2 separate regions of the Mus musculus genome follow, and region 2 is linked to region 1. Evidence: chromatin loops called from intact Hi-C (ENCODE). Cell type or tissue: heart. All regions are shown on one strand. Each heading gives the region's core, and the rest is flanking DNA. Links, peaks and the distances in the headings are about the cores only. Region 1 overlaps Iqschfp (Iqcj and Schip1 fusion protein). Region 2 overlaps Iqschfp (Iqcj and Schip1 fusion protein).

Region 1 (9,676 bases), core at 513-8,512:
CACATAGGTATAGTGGGGTGGGGAGGGTCCCTGTAAGCTCAGAAAGCTGACTGTATTCCTGATGTAAGGCATTGGACATGATACTTCGCATTAGCCAGATGAAAACCTGATGCTTTTCCCACAGCATCCCTGAAAAAAGTATGTTGGAGACTAGAAGTTAAGCACACATGGCGTTATCCTTCTTGACACTCACCGCACTTCACAAAGCCATTGTCTCTGTTGCCTGCTTAGATAAAAGCATATACCTATCCATATGACTAATCATCTCTCTAAAAAAAATCCATACTCTTAAAAGGAAAGATTGATCATGAAGTACAAGAAGTTAAATTCTGAGGCTGCAAGAGAAGCGGTCTTCTAAACACAAGTCACTGAAGCTGAAAGATTCTCTGAGATGAAGGAGGAGTCAAGGGGGACCCACTGAACACAGTTCATGAATTTAATCATCTTGTTGAGCATCCTGACCTGCAGGTACTAATTATAAAGCACTGTGAAAATTATGGCAAATGACTCTCTTATTAACTCTTTTACATAAATATGTATTTCTTAAATGGGAATAGAAATAGATATTATTTTCAGTTTGCTTTTCTCCTACACATACACATTAGTGACTGAGGAGTAAGAAAAGACACAAAAGCCATCAAAATTCCACTCTATAGCCTATCTCCAAAATGCGAAACAAGGTTTAATCTAGGCAATGATTCTTGGGATCAAGCTGAGACCAGACGGCCTCTTGGACCCTTGAAGCTCCACCCTGAAGCAGATGTGACAGTGGCAGTCTTTCTAGTGCCCAACAGTGAGTGGTGTCTTTCTGTTGAGTGACAGATGAGCAAAAAGCCAGGTAATGGGATAGGATGGTGAGAGAATAGGAAAGGTGACATGGGAGAGGCAGCCGATAGAGAGGTAGAGTCGGGACTACCTTGCTTCAATTTAAAAGGAAATAAGCGAGAACTCTTAAAATGAATGTCATCTCTCTACAAAATGTAAACCATATATTCAACCTATCTTCAAGTCAGCCTCTCACACAATTAGTTTGGCTACAGTTTGGGTACCACCGACATGACTCCCACTGTCTTCACTAGCCATTAACCAAACAGCTGTTTCTGGGAATTTTTTTCCTAAATGAATTGAAATTTGGGAAGCACTTTCATGAATGGCTCTTGCTATTTTTCCCTTCTCTGTCAAAGATGCTGCTTGGTAATTTTCAGCATAAAAGCAAAGGATTGTTGGCTGAGGTATAATACATTTAATCTGCAGCAAGTAGTGAGAAAAGCAGAACCATTCTAAGGGACGATCAAGCTCATCTGTCCCATGATATAAATGGATTATCAATCACACTTTGTCTCTGTGGGAAATCGCAGTTCCTTGTTGCCCAGATGCTCCTGTGTGCTATTAAGCCAAGTGCTGAAACAACAGGAGGAGATGCTTGCATCAATCTCAGTCCTAGATAGGACCATCGGGACCCCAAATACAGCCAAAGGCTCCAGAAATGTGAGTTACTGTCAGCCTCTTACACATCACTACATGAAGGCATACTGAATTGGAATTTACAAAATTGGTGATTAAATTAATAGCATTTTAACATTTCGTGTTTACTTTCTGCTCAATGACAAGTTTAAAGTCATGGGCATAAAACATGTAAATATGTATGTATTCATGAGTGTGTAATATTCTGTCATACTATGACAGTTTGATCAACAGTGACTAGTATTTTCAAGGATAAGAGCACGGTCTTATTGTGACATGGTAAGCAGAGGCCAGAAAGTCCAAATGTAGAGTCTCTTTGCTGTCCAATGAATTTATAAAAGAAAAAAGATGTTTTCACTGAATCTATAATATTGTAAACATCCAACAGAATAAAATAACAAATATGGGACTTTTTTATGGTTAGTGGGATTCTGAGACTGAGTCTCGTCCTGAAGCCCAGGCTAACCCATGATGGTCTCAAAGTTTTTTCAGTCCTCCTACCCAAGTGCACAAGCCACTTCATCTGTAAACAAGGGAAAGGTTTGTTGCACTTATAATGTACAACAGAAACTAATACAGGCTAAAGACAAACATCGTCCTCTCATGCTTAAAAATGGTGGTGGGAAGCTGGATGCAGTGGGGCACATATCTAATCTCAGCCTGCCTGCAGCAAGATGAGAAGTCGAGCCAGAACTGCCCAGAACTAGCTGACCAGCTAACCTGCAGTACGGAGTACACTGATAGAAACAAAAGGGACCGTGTCACAGAGAGGGTGAAAGTGAAGAACTTAACCCAAACGTTGTTCTCTGAGCCCCACACATGAGCTCTGTCATGGGCGTACACACACATACACACACACACACACACACACACACACACACACACACACACACACACACACACGCACGCACACGCTGACAGTGGTTAGGACCAGAGTAAGTCAGTTCTATTTTAATGAAAGTGAACACCTGTAGTCATATGCTATTCTGATTAACTGAGAATCATAGGTCAGGTATGCCATGGTGCTGGTAAGCCAGATCAGCCTGCTAAGCACACAAAAGAATCTCAGGGACCCAGGTGGAGACAGCCAGTTAATATCAAAGCATTTTTTAAAGCCAGGACTAAATGGGAGGGTCCGTGTGAGATACAGGATAATCTCCTCTACACATCGCTGATAGAATTTTAAAATCCAGCTTTTGTACCTATATTTAATATAGGTATTTACTAAAAATTCAATGAAAGACTTAACTTAAATAGCGCTCATTTTGCACTTTCCATGAGAAAAGCAAAGGAACCTGAAAAACAGTTACCCTGCTGATTAAAATCACGCACTGCCTATGAATTAAAACGATTGACCATTCAGAGAAACAATTACAAAGCTCTACAATGTGTTAGCACAGAATCCCATCAGTTGTCTGCCTGAGCCCCGGCAAAGCGTCTCTTTCCATTCCTCCAGCTCATTAATTCCCAAGCTGTGATATTAGGGATGATAACATTTAGTTTTTCAGCGTGTTGCCTACTCCTCTTCCTTTTGTTTTTAAAGAGCAAGTGGGCATTTTACCTCCTGGCCATGAGCAGTCATCTCGGCACTCTCCTTGGAGACTAAGCATTGCCTTCTCTGTCTGACCTTGAGGACTATGCCCAGCTTTTTTTTTTTCTTGGTCAAATAAAAGCAGAGTTCTCAAATTCAATGTTCAGTTCCATGATGGTTTCAGGAAATCCATTTTCCTCTACTCCCTCTTAGTCCTGAACAGCTAGTATTGCCTGGCAGGATCTCAAGGTGGCTTTTAGAGGCTAAAGGACATGGAACAAAGGGCCAGACTTGGGAACCTGGTGCCCTGACCACCTACTTCACTTACAGATTTAGTAATTGCTACTTTTAAGTGGTTCCATTTCTTGGGCTCTAGAATACATGAAAGCACACATAGGACCAGCCACCTATAGCAGACCATTTGGGAGAAGGCATTCTGGGAAGTTCTGGGATGCTGCATGTTGTTAGAAAGCCACTTATTTAGAACTTAAATTGTGAGGAAGAGGGCTGTTAAAACATCCCTTAGTACTTACCCAGGTTCCATAAGAAATACAGGTACCCGTGACCCTATTGAGAAGAAGAACATACTTGTGGCTGAAAGGGTATGGACTTTGGCATCAAATATATAGTCTGAATCTCAGTTCTCTTCTCTTCTCTTTATGATCATGAGCAAGTGGCTCTTTTTCTGTGTCCTTATGTCTAAGACCTACCACACAATGTCTCCCCAGCAGTGTGTTACAAGAACTTAAAGTCCATATGTATAACGTTCTTGAGGGACGTTGATAAGTGGCAGACATATTGTTTTCAGAAACAATTGGCCATCAAAGAACACTTCGTGTGTATTAGCTGCTGAAGTCCTCACTACTAATTCTGTTCCTTCAGGCAAAGACCCAAGAACCTGTATCTCACAATGCCCATTTGTAGCTTGCATAAACCTTTACCAGTTATTATCTCCAGGGATGTCAAGTGAATACACCATGGGCTTAGGAAGCGAAAGTTTCATGACTACAAAGACTTGTTTCATGTTTTCATGGTATGATGTTTAAGTATGCAGTGAACTTACTACAATTAGTCAAATTAACACATTTATCTCTTCATATACCCACCATTAGTGTGTGGCAAGGGCACTCATGATACACTCTATTAGCAAATTTCAAATGTGTGATGCTATGTAATAGATCCCTAGAAGATTTTCATGCTCATAATTGAAACTGTATATTTTCACCAGTATCTCCCCATTGCCCGGCCTCCATCCCTGAGGGCTACTGTTCTACTCTCTGCTTCTCTGAGTTTGGTTTTTTAGATTCCACCTTCGATGAAAATTACCAAATACATGACTATAACATGATGTTTTTCAGGTCAGTTCATATTATTGAAGATGGTAGAGTTTTCTTATTCCTGGAGACTGAATAAAGTAGTAGTGTGTGTTTCTATAAATAACAATTTTTTGCCATCCCCTCTTGATGGACACTTGGGCTTTCCCGACCACCATACCTGTCGTGAGCTGTGTTTAAATCAGTATGATACTGCTAATGTCTCTCTGAGACACTGATATCATTTCTTTTCAATAAATAGACAGAAGTAGGATTAGAGGACCATGCTATAATTTATAGCATACTTGTAATTTTATTGGGGAATAATCTCTAAATTTCTTTCCACAATAGCCACTGTAATTTACATTCCCTACCACAAAAGACAAGGTTCCTCTTCCCTTCACTTCCTCACCAGAACCTCTGACTTTTGTAAAGGTCACCGACAGGGGAGAGAGGTGATCTGACCTTGTAGTTTTGCCAGCTGTGGTTACTGATGCTAAGCAGTGCTTTAGACTCCTATTGGCCAGTTTGTATCTTGTTTGAGAAAACATCTCTTCAAATTCTTTGCCCACCTTTACATTCTGGTTGTCACTTCTTTAACTACAGAGTTTCTTACATATTTTGGAGATAATCTCTCACCAAACACATTAGCAAGCAAGTTCTTCTTCGTGGCAGTTTACCTTCTCAGCTCTGTCGTCTGTTGCTTCTTATCTGTGCTGAAGTGTTTTCATTTGCTGTCACTCCCACTGATACCATTTTACCTTTTTCAAAAAAAAAAAAAAAACCTGTACTTTGAGGTCATATCCAAAAATAAATTATTGCCAAAACCAATGTCAAGGAGTTTGTGCCCTCTCTGTTCTTCTAGAAATATTTGCTTTCATATCCCAGGACTTTTTTTTTTTAATTATTTTGTTGAAATAGAGTTTCATGGTGTTAAGGCTCAGCCTCAAATTTCTTATGTGGCCAAGGCTGGTCTTGAATTCCTGATCCCCCTTTCTTTATCTCCCAAATTTTACAATTTCAGACAAGTGTTATCATGCCCAGCTTAAGAAACCAAACACAAACAAACAAACAAACAACACTGAATGTTTTACCTGCTTGTATGCATGTATACCACTTCTATGCCTGGTGCCTTCAGAGGATGGAATACGGTGTCAGATCCTCTGGAACTGGAGCTACAGACGGTTGTGAACCACCATGTGAGTACTAGGAATGAAACTGAAGTCCTCTGTAAGAGCAAATGCTCCAACCACTGAACTAATGCTGTATCCCCAACTCCCAGCTTTTAGATCTCACAACTTTTGAAGTCTTAGGAATATCTTCTAGTGCCAAAAAAAGGCATCTCTTCAGAAAAGTGGTCCTGTTGAGTATCTGCTTCTCATAACTAGTATCAGGAATCTACATACAGGGGGTTACTTGTGTCACATAACGGCACAGGGAAGGACAGCTGGAGCTTGATCAGCTCCTCTGTGGCACCATCATGGATGCCATAGGCTTTTCCTATCTACTTGCTATTTTCCTCAGTGTGTAGCTTTTGTTTTCATGGATTCTGTACAAATATAGACCACAAAGGAAGAAAGAAAGGAGGAAGGTAGGTTTTTGTTCCTATTGGCATCTCATAAGCCAGATTTAGATAATATAACCACCTAGTAGCCCAAGAGTCTGGAGGAAATGTAGACATACTTTTTTTTTATCAAAGAAAACAGTGATTTAACAAGGAAGAGGGCTGGAGAGATGGCTCAGCAGTTTAGAACATCAGCTGCTCTTACAGAGGACCCTGGTTCAATACCCAGTACCCACACAGCATTTCACAATGCTCTGTGACTCCACTTCCCAAGGATCTCACACCCTCATACAGGCATTCAGGCAGGCAAAACACCAATGCACATTAAATAAAAATTTAAAAATAGGATTCCTTTATATGAGAGATGGACAGAGGGGGAGGAAGGCAGGGAGAGGAGATGAGTGAAAAGGAGAGTGAGGCAGGGAGGGAGAGGGGGGAGAGAGTGGGGAGGGGAAGAGAGAGAGGATGAAAAGGAGAGGGAGAGGGGAAGGGAAGGGGGAGGGGGGGGAGAAGCAGGAATGTTATACTGCCCACAGGGTACAGTAGTGACAATAATCCAAAAATGTCTCTTTGGCAGCTTCAGGAGACAACTTTCAATGGGAAGTCTAAAAACTCTAAAATTGAGAGACAGTTCACCTCTGTGGTTATTGTTTCATTTTGGGTAGTTTTTGTTTGGTTGAGTTTACTCACACTGTGTTTGGGGCTGACAGTTGCCCATGTATCTATTATCCAGACAACACTTCCCTAGCCTCTTGCCCATGGTGAAGATCTGTCTCCACAAGGTAGTTTATGAATAGTCCCCATGTTACTCTGGACCCTTTAAGGGCTTGCCAGTACACTTTGCTGCCTTCTAGACAAGGAATAGTACAGACAATGCAGCTGTCAACAGCCCAATATTTCCCTGTTGCTGTCTCTTCCTCTGAGGTGAAGACTCGCACTTGACTCAAATGCAAATCCTATTCAAATTGTAGGGTTATCTGGAAAGTCCCTGTCTGTGAAATAAAGATAAAACAAATGTAAAAACCACAACTGAGCCTGAAGATTTATAAAAATGAGTAATGTCCATAACCAAGTGTATGTGAATTAAGGCCACCTAAGAAAACTGGCTTCTTGATTGCGAGACATGAATATACCCCTCACCACAAAGACAAATAAAAACTGTTCTGTGCTGACTTTGATCCACTCTCTATATTACTTACTTTTTAAAGGTCTTGTTACACTATGGAGCCCATCTATTGTATGTGAGAAATGACATTTTATCTACCACAATATTTGATCATTAATAAGTTTATCAAGTTAGCTCTAGGAAACTCCACTCTGTTGAAGTATTCCTAGTAACAGGCATGCTTCCTGCATCCATGGGTCTGGTATGATGCTGGGCACGGTGCAGATGTTAATGAGCGTTGGCTGAAGATAAGAAAGATGAGGCATGGCTTTGAAGGCACAGCAGAAGAGACTGATGCTCTCTCAGGACATGGGGCAGTCTCATGACTATGAGGAAAACAGACATCTGGGGAAAAGGGTCACAGAAAGGCCACAGCTCCTTGCGGAGAATGGGCATTCTACCTTGTGCACTTGGCAAGAATCTTAAGAGCCAATTGGCACCGCCAAAGTAGAGATCAGGAACCAACTGTTCAATGCCACGGGGAGAAAGCCCATAGAGAGGATAAATATTTGTTACCAGATCCAGCTCTAACATCCACTTAGATTTATTTTTAAATAATGCAGGCCTTATTAAAGTAATTAGCCTAGCTGTGAGAATTTTGTCCCTGATTCTGGAGTTCCCAAAATAATAGAGCACATGTTGAATAAAAAGATAATTTGTACACTATATTTTTCTCTAGGGTCCTTTTTTTAGTACATGCTTATTTCCCAAATTCATAAATGTTGAGCTAATGTAATGTTTTAATTGCTCTTGCTTCTCTGTACGCAGTGATAGAATGTGAGCTATAATACTGACTCATTTCACATTCTGATTAAATTATTAAAAAAGGTCCTAACTAATTTTTATTTTAATTATACAATACTATTATAATATGTTCTTTCACATTTTGATTTAAAATGTGGCACTAATAGTCAAATCTTGACAAATATTACAATGTTCCTTCTACCCCTCTTGTGTTATTATTGACTCCCTTTGTCATTGTGAGCTCATGACATTCTAAGTGAGAAGTCTGAATATGCATGTGCTTACAGATACCTTTAATGTCAGTCAGATATAAAAGATCCAACATTTCATGCTAATACATCATTGCATAAAAATCAACATTGGATTTATTCAGTCATGCTTATAAATACACTACCAAGGATACTTGTACATACAGTGCAACATCAAAATAAGGAGATGAAAATCCCATCTTCTCCTCTAAAGTAAGGATGCCTCACTCTGGGCTTCATGCAGTGTATTTGCAAAGAGTGCAATTAACAGATACTGAAACCTTAAATGCTTAATATGGGAAAACCTCCATTGCTCATAGATTGTCAGAATTGATATTATGAGAATTACTGTATTACCAAATGTGATCTTTAGATTCAAAATAATTCCCATCAGAATTTCAATGACAGAATTAGATAAAAAATAATTGTAAAATGTATGTAGAAGCACAAAATACCTCAAATAGTCGAATCAAACTTAAGCAGAAAGAACAATGTTAAACATATCAGGACATCTACTCTTAAATTATGCTGGGAATCTGTATGTAGAAGACTAAAACTAGTTCCTTACCCTTTAGTACAAATTAAAAACAACACTTCAAAAATGGGATGAAGACCTTAAGGTAAGACTGGAAGCTCTAAAGGAACGCATGGACAAATGCTTCAAGATATAAGGCTAGACAAGGGACTTTAGAAAGGGACAGTGCAGTGAACAATCCCAAGAACTGACAAATTATGTTTCATAAAATTGAAAAGCTACTGCCCAACAAAGGAAACAGTCAGCCTACAGAATGGAAAAAAATAAGAAGAAAGGGGATTAATATCTAAAATCTTTTGTAGAAACTTCAAAAGTTAAATATCAAATAATGTCATCCAGTCAATATAGGAGCTTTTGAATTGATTAAACAACTCTCAAAGGAAAAACAGACATGAAGAAAACATATTTGAAATGATATTCAACATGCTTAGCCTTTGGGGAAATCCAAATTAGAGCTTCTCTGAGAGCCATCTCACCCTAGACAGAATGTGTGTTCTCAGCATCAAAAATACTGACTGCAGTGGGTGGGGGAAAGATCATGAGACATCAACCCTCCACAAAGATCTACAGGCAACTACGGGGTGCTGAGCAGAAGAAACAGTCTTCTTCAGGGAAGAGCACAACTGGTTGTGCAGTACCAGTGGTCAGCCCTGAAAACATGCATATGTGTAGCATCATACAGTCTGAGCAGGTTATATTTATGAATACATTTGTATATACAAACATAAAATCATGTAACAACCGTTAATAAATAATGAGGTATGAGTTTGAAAGAGAACAAGACAAGGCCTATGGGAGGTCTTAGAGAAAAGGAAGAGAAGGAAGAAATGATGCAATCATATTAAAATCTCAGAAATAAAAGAAACAAAATTTCCAAAGTAAGCAAATTGCAGTGACTGCTGATAAAGGTGGGAGAAAGAGGGGCCCCTTTCACAGCTGATGAGAGTATAAAACTGGCACAGCCCTGATGGAATGTGGGGGTTCCTTAAACAATGAAAATAAAACTACCATAGGATTCAGCTGTACTATTCCCAGAATACTCTAAGTGAGCACGCCACAGAGATATTTGCACATCCATGGTCATCGTACCAGTGCTCACGATAGCTAGGATG
Region 2 (9,676 bases), core at 1,145-9,144, 310 kb after region 1:
AGTCGTATTTTTATTATCTAAATTATGTGTGTGTATTTCTGTCTGTATATGGATGTGTATGTGACACCAGCTGCCTGTGGAGGTCAGGAGAGGGTCCTGGATACCCTGGAGCTGCTGTTTCAGGTGGCTGTGAGCTATCTGAGGTGGGTGCTGAGCTCTGGCTCTGGGAAGAGCGAGAAGTGCTCTCGTCCATGGAACCATCACTCCAGAACCATAGTTTTCTTAAGAATCAACTGAGGATCAAATGAGAGATATTTAAAGCAAGAAGGAATGGACTCCAGTATGTTCTCCATATACATTTTGTCATCTTTTCTATAGTAAGCAACTTCATAAATACCTCATCAACATATTGCCTTAAGTCTTTAAAGAAAACAGATCCATCCACTATAGTTTAAATCTCTTGGAGTCTTTTCTCCTAAAAGAAGCTAGCTATCCAATCAGTATTGATTTCATATTTACGTATATCTCATCATCACTATGTAGTCCTGGCTGGCTTGGAACTCACTGTGTAGACCAGGCTGGCCTCAAACTCACAGATACCCACCAGCTTCTGCCTCCTGAGTGCTGGGATTAAAGGCAAGCACCACCACCTTCCATGTCTCACTTGAAATTTTCTTTTATAAACAGTGTCTATGCATTTCCTCATTTTTATTCCCACCCCCCAAACATCTCTAGAGGACAGAAAAAAATAACAACAACAAAAAAAAAACAAACCCAAGATTTTAATGTAACAATGAAAATAAAGGACTTGGCACTGTGCCTAATATCTGATAATCACACAACATGTTAACAAATTTTATGGCTACAATTAATCATTTTATTGCTGTTGTCACAATTCTGATTGAAGAAACCCAATCTTCAGTAATTAGGGATACTATGATTATAAAACTCATGCATAAAAATGCAGTTCTACAAATTTACAAGTAGTCTCTCACTTGTACCAATTAAAAACCAAAAGAACAAACAAATAAATATTGTTTCTCGGCTTAGTTAGTGTTTCTATTGCTGTCATGTAACACCAGGACCAAGAGGAACTAGGGGAAGAAAGGATTATTTCAGATGACCTGTGCTGATCACAGACTTCCATGAAGGGAAGGCGGGGCAGGAACCTGGAGGCAGGAGGTGATGCAGAGATCACGGAAGAGCTGCTTACTAATGCTTGCTCCTCAGGGCTTGCTCAGCCTGCTTTCTTACTTGAGTCAGGACCACCAGCCCAGGGGTGGCAACACCCACGTGAGCTGGTACTCCTCCCACCCCACGCCAGTTATTAGTTACGAGTGTGTATCACAGATTTTCCCACAGGTCATTCTGGAAGGAGCATTTTCTTAGTTGCAGTTTCCTTAAAGGACTCTACCTTATATCAAATTGACATAAAACTTACCAGTGCATTACTAAACACCCTTTAAGTACTGGGAGGGCTGCATACATTAGCTCATTTAATCTATTAATATTCTTTTGCAAATATAATGTGAGCTTTTATTTTATAGTTGAAGAGGCTGGAAATAAGAGTCTAAATCACTTAACTTTAGTAGAAACTTAAGAAAGTAGCCCTGTTACAGCTGGAAAACATTTTCTTAGTTCCAGGAAAGCTGCCAGGTACAGGAGGCAAAAGCAGTGGTCTTGAATAGATGAGTTTTCACTTTTAAAAGGAGGTTTCATGCCCAGCTTTTTTTTTTTTAAGTCCCAATTCCTCTCCACATCCAAGAGGCAACCTTTCTAATATAATGTATGTAGGTGGAATTCACTCTGTAAGCTATGAGTGGGATTTTAGCGGTATGATGACTGACGTCCTCGATCCCCATTTATAAGTGACTCAACATCTTAAAAGCAGCTGATGTGTCCCTGATGCCTCAGATGACTGTGGAAACAGAAACAGTGGACAAACACAGGCTTGGCAGTCTCAGATTGTTACTGCAAGAGACTGATGTTCCAAATGACAAAGCTTCACAGGGGTAGGATTTTATTTCACAAGGAACATGGAAAAAGTGTGAGGTCTGCTACCTAAGACAGCTTCAAGAGGGCTGAAGTCTCTCTGCCTTAGTGTTAGCTGTGGATTTCGAGTTGTCTTCCCGCCCATCCTCAATTTCCTGGTTTCTGCTTATGCTCCAAGATGGCTGCTTAAGCACCTGTCATCATGTAATACAATGAAAAGGGGGCACTTTACAAACGTGGAAAACTGATAATTTTGCTAGAGAGAGGAAAGGGTTAGCCGGGTAGCATGGAGAGATTGCTTCCATTACTGCACTTGTTCCAGGATACCCTGTTTTCTGCTACCTTGAACAGGAATCCTGAAACATATGTGGATCCCAAACTTCTCCTCTGGCCACTTGATTTTGAGTGAATGACTGAAGTCCTTAGAAACCTGTATTTTTGTAAAAAGGAAAGCAGGGAGTGGTGATAAATTCCTTGCTTGGCACACACTTGAAGTTTATCCACAGAACCCATGTGAACGTGCCAAGCCAGGGAGCACTGGTCTTACCATCCCAGCTCTGGGGTCACAGGCAGAAGGATCCTGGACTCACTGGTCAGCCAGTCTAACCTGATTGTTGAGTTGAAGGCCAACAAGAGAACTTGCCTCAAAGGAAGTGCATAGTGCTCTTGAGCATGGTGCCTGGAGTCTTCCAGCCTCCACACATGCATCATCATCACACACAGATGTAAGCTGCAGCAAAGGAAAAGCAAAGAGGGGCCATGACTTTAAGTGTTTAGTAGCTCCTTTGAGAGTGCCTAAAGTCTCCCCTCCGGAGTGGACCATCCCCGAATCACATGCATTAACCCTGTAATTACTCTCAGAATCTTCGGGCTTATCTAAGATTCCCAATCAGAGATAACAGACCCTGTGTGAGGGTAATGGGTTTGCAAGGTCTTGCAACCTGCTTTCATCAGGGTATACCTGGGGAATCTTGTCACAGGTGGGAATAAATACAGACAGTGAGAACGCATGGAGATCTGACTGCTTCTCTGGTTTTGTAGGTCACAGCATGCTTTCCTCCTAAGGAATATTGAGATTAGGGTCCTGGCAACTATTTGAATGCTAAAATCATTACCTGTGTTACACATACACCTGAGAGTCACCTGAAGGACAGGTTTCATCCATCACCTGTTTACAGATGGAGAGAACGTCACCCAACTCCAAGAGCATTGCCACAATTTGAACGGAGTTGATGGAACTCTACCTCTTCAAGAGGTCTTTAGAATGGAATAAACTAAGGAAAGTTGAGAGGTGGCGTCAGTTTTGCCTGTTCCCTGGAGTCATATGTCATCCCTTGGTATCCTCTGGGGACTATCCCAAGACTCCCCATGGTTACCAAGATGCACAAGTGCTCATTTCCCAAGTAGTGTACATGCGCAGCCCATTACCTACAGCTCCCCAAATGATGAGCCCTTGGTCGATTGCATAGAATAACAAATACGGAACAAACATGATGCAAGTTTTTACACTAAGCTCTTTAGAGAATAATCACAAGGTTAAGATCTGTACATGTTCACCACAGACACAGCTTTAAAGTTATGACATTGATTTACGTCTGCATGTGTGCGCTATAGCACGTGAGTGGAGGTCAGAGGACAGTTTGCAGGAATGAAGGGGATCCTGGAGATTGGTTTTAGGTCATCAGGATTGGCAGTAAGCACCTTGAGTCCCCAGGAACCTTCTTAGAAGGCCTAAATGTCGTCATCATTGTTGTTGTTTAAAAAAAGATGTATTTAATGTGTGTGAGTGCTTTGCTTTCACTGTATTTGTGCACTATGTTCAGGCATGGTGCAGAAGGCGGTCAGAAAAGATGTGAGGGAGAGCTGAAAGCCACTGTATGGGCACTGGGAGCCGTACCCTGTCCTCTGGAAGAGCAGCCAGTGCTCTTGGCCACCACACCTACCCTCGATCCTTCTTAGAAATGGTTTTTTATCTGCAGTTGATCCACAGATGCCATCTTCAGTGCTGTGGAGAGCTGGCTGTGTTAGCGATCGATCCCTTTGGTCCCTTACTGATTCTCTGCTGAGTTCCAAAGCAAACCGTCTTTGCACATGAAGGAAATGCCTAGGCCTTTGAGCTCTGAGGGCCTGACACTGCTTCGGGCTGATAAGCAATGGGCATCAGAAGACAACTGGAGTGCAGGCCTGTCCTCCACCCTCTCGGCTTTCCAGGCACAGTGGCAGGAGCTCCCTGCTCTTGTAAAACAAGAGGATATAATTTTGATCAACACTTTAAAAAAAAACCACGTCTACTGACGAGCACATGGGAAGGAAGATGAACCAGCAATGATACGTTCTGCACAGCAACTGTAAAGGAGAGAAGCCTTGAGTATATATAACGTCCTCCTCCCCAGTCAGGAGCTGGGTCCATGGCCTTTAAGTCATCCTGCAGAGTTTTGGTGTCCCCCCAGTACAGGTTGGTCTGGCATGAAACTTGCAGCTTTTGAACATACAACTCAGTTGCTTTCCCACTTGAAACGCTTTGTCCCCTCAGTGTGTTATGTAAGTTGCCACTAAATGCAAATATGAAAAAAATCCATATTCAACCTGGCTTCACAGAGAAGAGATTTGGCTTTTAAACAGCTAGGACGTTCTTTAGAAAACGCTTCTGGGTATATGGCTGAAGCTCAAGGGAAGAAAGCCGTTCCACAAAGCTCTGGGTTCTATTTCCAGCATGGGATGCACACACACACACACACACACACACACACACACACACCCCTGCACACACTCATACCTGCACACACACATGATTTAGAATGTGTTTTCTTCTTTTACTTAATAGAATTTTTCTCAGAACTGTATCATTTTTATTAAAGCCCCTGCTGTGTTTCTTGCAGTCAGCTTCATTTTATAGCTATCCCACATTGCCACACCTGGTTGTTGCCAGAGTATGGATCATATGACTCCAGAGTAAGTTTCTTATCTAATTGGAAGAAAAGATGGGTAGGGGGACTTCCAGGAACTCTGTCAGAAGAATCAGTTGTCCTTAGCAAATTTCCTTGCCTCTCCCCATTCAATCTTCTAGTTTATTTCAATTATTTAAGTTTGTATGTGTGTATACAAATGTGTGAATGCAGGTGCCTGTCCTGCGGGGTCCAGAAGCTGTTAGATTTCCCCTCCCCCAATCTTTATGGGTGCTTGTGAGTACTGAGAACTGAATAGTCCTCCTTACAAGACCAGTGCTGGTTTTTAGTTGCCTGCTGAGCCACCTCTTCAGTCCCCGCCCCTACCCTCATTCCCACCTCCATCCCATTTTATCTCTTGGCTCTCACTGCCCAAATAAGGTCATATTTCTTTGAACTGGCAGCCTGGGCTATGCTGTGGGAGGTATTATGTAAATTAGCTTGGGCTGCAGCACAAACTCCAGCATCAGATCATCGTCTCAGAGCACCCAGGCTTTGCAGGAGGACGTCAGGCACCCAAATGAAAGTTAAAGTTACTGCTAAGAGGAGGGCCTGTATATGGAAGGGGCTACAATAGTAATTAGACTCGGGCTGCTGTGGGCATCTCTCCAGCAACGCCCTGAGCACCGGGCCCCGCCCTAGGTGCCAGGGCTCCTGGTTTCACTCACAACTTTTGGGAATCTGCTGACCCCTAGTGTCTTCAATAAAGCATTGACTGTAAAATCTAAAGACTCACTTCCCACCTCCTCCCTCACAGAAGCAGCCCCAGAGCTATGCTATTCACAGAAGAGGGTGGTTGTGAGCCAAATAAACCATGAGTTTAATGAGAAGCCTTCTGATCCACTTTAAGACACAGCACCCGGGGGGATGGTGAGATGGTTCAGCAGGTAAGACCACCGACTGCTCTTCCGAAGGTCCTGAGTTCAAATCCCAGCAACCACATGATGGCTCACAACCATCCGTAAGGAGATCTGACACCCTCTTCTTGAGTGTCTGAATACAGCTACAGCGTACTTACATATAATAAATGAATTAATTTTTTTTAAAAAATAACACAGCACACAGACTCCCATGTGGTGGCTTCCTACCTGTGAATCTAACACATAACAGGTTAAGGCGGGGTTTCTGTGACTTTGAGGCCAGCCTGAACTACTGGTGAGTTTTAGGGCCAGCCTGGGGTATAAAGTGAGATTTCCCCATCTCAAAAACAAAAGGCTAAGCAAACATGCTGGGGCTTTCCTGACCATTACTCTAAGAACTTTATGCAAACCTGGTCCAGATCTGGTCATCTCTGTTAATCATGTCCAAGTGGGTCTCTTCCCAGGACGCAGGATATCCTTTTGGAGGTAGGGCGTAGGTATGTGATGAAGACCTACACTCTTAGTGGATAGTGCCTGGGTAGATGAAGACCACCACTATTATTCCAGCATTGAAGAGGCAGATGCAGGAGGAGCTCAAGTAGGAAGCCCGGCTGGGCTGCATATAGCAAGTTCCCCACCAGCCTGACTGTAGGGAAACGGTTTAAAATAAAATAAGTAATTAAATAAATAAAGGTAGATTGATAGATAGGCAGGCAAACACATAAATAAGACACTGTGATAAAGTGAGCAGTCAATTGTGTTTGTAAACTGTATGGTATACAAAGTATTCCAGTATCCCAGAAGATACACCTGAGTGGCTGTTTGGTGCTGTGGGCTAGCTACAGTGTGCCCACACTGGTGCTGTGGGCTCACTGTGTGGGTTTTTATTACACTGTATCAGCTTGTGCTGCCACTGGGAGCCAGACCTGAGCCGCTGGTGAAGATGTGTTACCTCCAGCCTTCCTCTGGCCTGTGTGCTTGGAGGCACAAGACTTCCCCTGCTTTCCCGGATTTGAGTTGTAGGGGGCAGGGGGAAGACAGAGACAAGAAGATGACACCCAAGGGGGAAAAAAAATAGAGAATCTGTCTTTGATTTGTTTTGCTTGTAGCCAATTTCTAAGGCACGTGTGAAATGAGGCAGCTCTCCAGCTAGGAGGAATTCTGCACAAAGCAGGGGTTAGAAATGAACAGCTATGATCTTTGGAGGGCACTGAAGGACAGATAGAATCTCTCAATCTGGGAACTGAGGAATGTTCTGGAAAACAGGCAGGTGTTTGCCAGCTGGTTGGTTTTAGCAAGCAGAGCCACTGTTGCTGCTAACCAAGTGTCACACCGCTCGCTGCCCAGCGGCCAATGCATCCACTGCTGGGATGGCCTCGTCCAGCCCTTGCTGCCTCTTCCCACAGTGGAGGAGAGCGCCCACAGATGAGCTGCAGCCTCAGTGGCTAAGTGAGGCCCTGGGAGGAAGCTAAGCTATGGCTGTGTGCAGTGACTGGAACAGCCGAGCAGACGTCAGCATGTCTTGTGCCTGTCACTAGATTAGACACACCAAGTGAGTTTGCCACTATGAAGCCTTTGATGTAGATGGTAGACATTAGGTATTTGTTCTGCCTTTCCATGGACAACCTTGGAGTTCATCTTTGTGACACATAGATTTCTTGCAGACATGGGAACTGGGACTGTATTCAGTCAATGCTAAGTGGGAGCTGTAAAAAGCCAAGACACTTGCAGAGCATTTAAAAGTTGTGGACTCTGTGTGTGTGTGTGTGTGTGTGTGTGTGCAGGGAGGGAGGGATGGAGGGAAAGAGGGAGGAGAGAGAGAGCGCACTGCACAGGCTTTGGGGTTCAGCTTTCTTTCTACTAGTGGATCTTGGGGATGGAACTCAGGTCATCACTCTTGGCAGCAAGCCCCTTTACCTGCTGAGCTGTCTTACCAGCCCTGACTATATCTCATTATAGGCTCATATTTGTATTCATCTCCCCCTGCCCCGATGCCATTTCTCCCTGTCCCCTCCCTCTGCCTTCTATGGATGATCTGAGTTTGCATCTGCATTTGTCCTGTGTCCCAGTACGTGGAGAGGTTAGCATGCTTTTCTAAGTGCTGTCTATGGTTCTGTGGAAGAACCAACCACCAGGAAGATTACAACAATATGAGGGGTTTTTAAAAAGGATTTTTAGAATGTTGTTCTTTGTATGCTTCTGTCTTTATCGTTTTCCTGGTTTGTTGTTGTCGGTTTTTTTGGGGTTTTGTTTGTTTGCTTGTTTGCCTGGGGGGTTGGCTTTTTGTTTTGTTTTGTTTTTTGTAGATTGGGTTTTTTTTCCTCCCCCTCCTCCAAATTAGTGTGTGTTTGTATCTATGTTGAGTGGATGATCTCTAATTAGGAGTTCCCTGGAGAAGCGTAATCAGCCTGGGAAATGTGGGGAACAGTGGCAGGAAAGCTGTTTGATTTTGGCAAGAAAAGCAGTGAGTCCTCACCCTTCCTGGCTGTGTGTGGCAGCTGTGCCTCTCTGTCCCGAGGAATGTGGGCCAAGCCCCAGGGCCAGTCTTGACACCTTGTCTGTGAAGGCCTCCCCTCACCCGGGAGGCAACCGTCGGCCTCCCTTTGTAAAGATGAAGAAACTGAGGCTGAGCTACACTGACCTTTGCCCAAGGCATAGCTACTTCAGGACACTACCAAGTTTCAAAACGCAGCCATTTCTAACTTGAGCATCCTGTTTTTCCATTGTACCAACTGTCCCAGCCTTCAGGTTTTTGTCTTGGAGCTAAAATTATGAAGAACAGTGAACATTTGTTCAATGAACAGACAGCTTCTTTAGAACCCTTCTGTTTCCGCAGAGGATTTGTTTAGTTTTCGTTTTAATTAGCAGCCGTGAACAATAAGCACGCCCTGGGTCGTCGCTTCATGACCAGACACCACTATCCAGTGTGAACAGTGCTGGCCGGGTTTGTGTTTAGACTGACATCAAGTATCCCCAGAGCTCGTGTCTCTAGCTGCATATGTAGCAGAAGATGGCCTAGTTGGCCATCATTGGGAAGAGAGGCCCCTTGGTCTTGCAAACTTTATATGCCTCAGTATATCCCTCACAGGGGAACACCAGGGCCAAGAAGTGGGAGTGGGTGGGTAGGGGAGTGGGTGGGGGGAGGGTATGGGGGAATTTTGGGATAGCATTTGAAATGTAAATGAAGAAAATACCTAATAAAAATATATATGGAAAAAAAAGAATTGTTTTTCTACCCTGAGCCTGAGCTGCTCGTCCATTCTTTCTTGCTAATGGAACCTTAGCTGACTGGGAGCAGCAGTATAGCACTGTATTTCCTACAGTCTTTCTGGGGCTAGAGCAGCGGCTCTCTACCTTCCCAGTGCTGTGACCCTTTAATGCAGTTCCTTCATAACTGTAATTCTGCTACTGTAATGAACTGTAATATAAACATCTGATATGCAGGATATCTGATCTATTACCCCAAAGGGATCAAGACCCAAGGGTCGATTATCTCTGGGCAGAACCCTGGTGTAGTGATTAAGAGCACTGATTTTGCAGAGGACCCAAGTTTGGTTTATAGCACCCACATTGGGTGACTCACAACTGTCTCTAACTCCAGCTTCAGGGGGTCTGATGCCCTCTTCTGGCTTCTTTGAGTATATATATACACACACACACACACACACAGAGAGAGAGAGAGAGAGAGAGAGAGAGAGAGAGAGAGAGTAAAATCACAAGGTGTGATGGCATACACCTTAAATAAAATCCCAGCACTTAGGAGACAGAGACAGGCACATCTGAGTTCCAGGCCAGCTCAGGCTACATAGTGAGATTCTGTCTCAAATAAACAAATAAAATCCTTTATGGTCATGTGACATAATTTGGCCAGTGGTTGTTGTTTCTCTGAGATACCTATTAACATGGCTGGCTTAGCTGGCCAGTATCTTTGTTTGTTTG

The links. Hi-C counts contacts between places; a loop is a spot of excess contacts. Peaks named below come from ENCODE experiments on the same cell type or tissue, not always from the same donor. Only the 100,000 strongest peaks of a DNase experiment are listed, where the experiment ranks them.
Region 2: it touches region 1 in a loop (5-fold over the local background); 1 of 42 quality-filtered maps calls a loop at or near these places.

Annotation. Positions count from the first base shown.
Region 1 is chr3:68,233,221-68,242,896 of GRCm38, forward strand. All of the region lies in intron 4 of Iqschfp (Iqcj and Schip1 fusion protein), which reads left to right. The region is part of intron 1 of Schip1 (schwannomin interacting protein 1); the gene reads left to right. Among named protein-coding and RNA genes, the nearest start is that of Schip1, 170 kb to the left of the region's middle. In heart, for the core only: no CTCF peak of the experiment used is centred there; no DNase peak of the experiment used is centred there.
Region 2 is chr3:68,537,806-68,547,481 of GRCm38, forward strand. All of the region lies in intron 5 of Iqschfp (Iqcj and Schip1 fusion protein), which reads left to right. The region is part of intron 2 of Schip1 (schwannomin interacting protein 1); the gene reads left to right. Among named protein-coding and RNA genes, the nearest start is that of Gm22073, 5.1 kb to the right of the region's middle. In heart, for the core only: a CTCF peak has its summit at 5,565 (motif pointing left); DNase peaks (open chromatin) are centred at 5,336, 5,446 and 8,216; H3K4me3 peaks cover 547 bases; H3K27ac peaks cover 1,960 bases.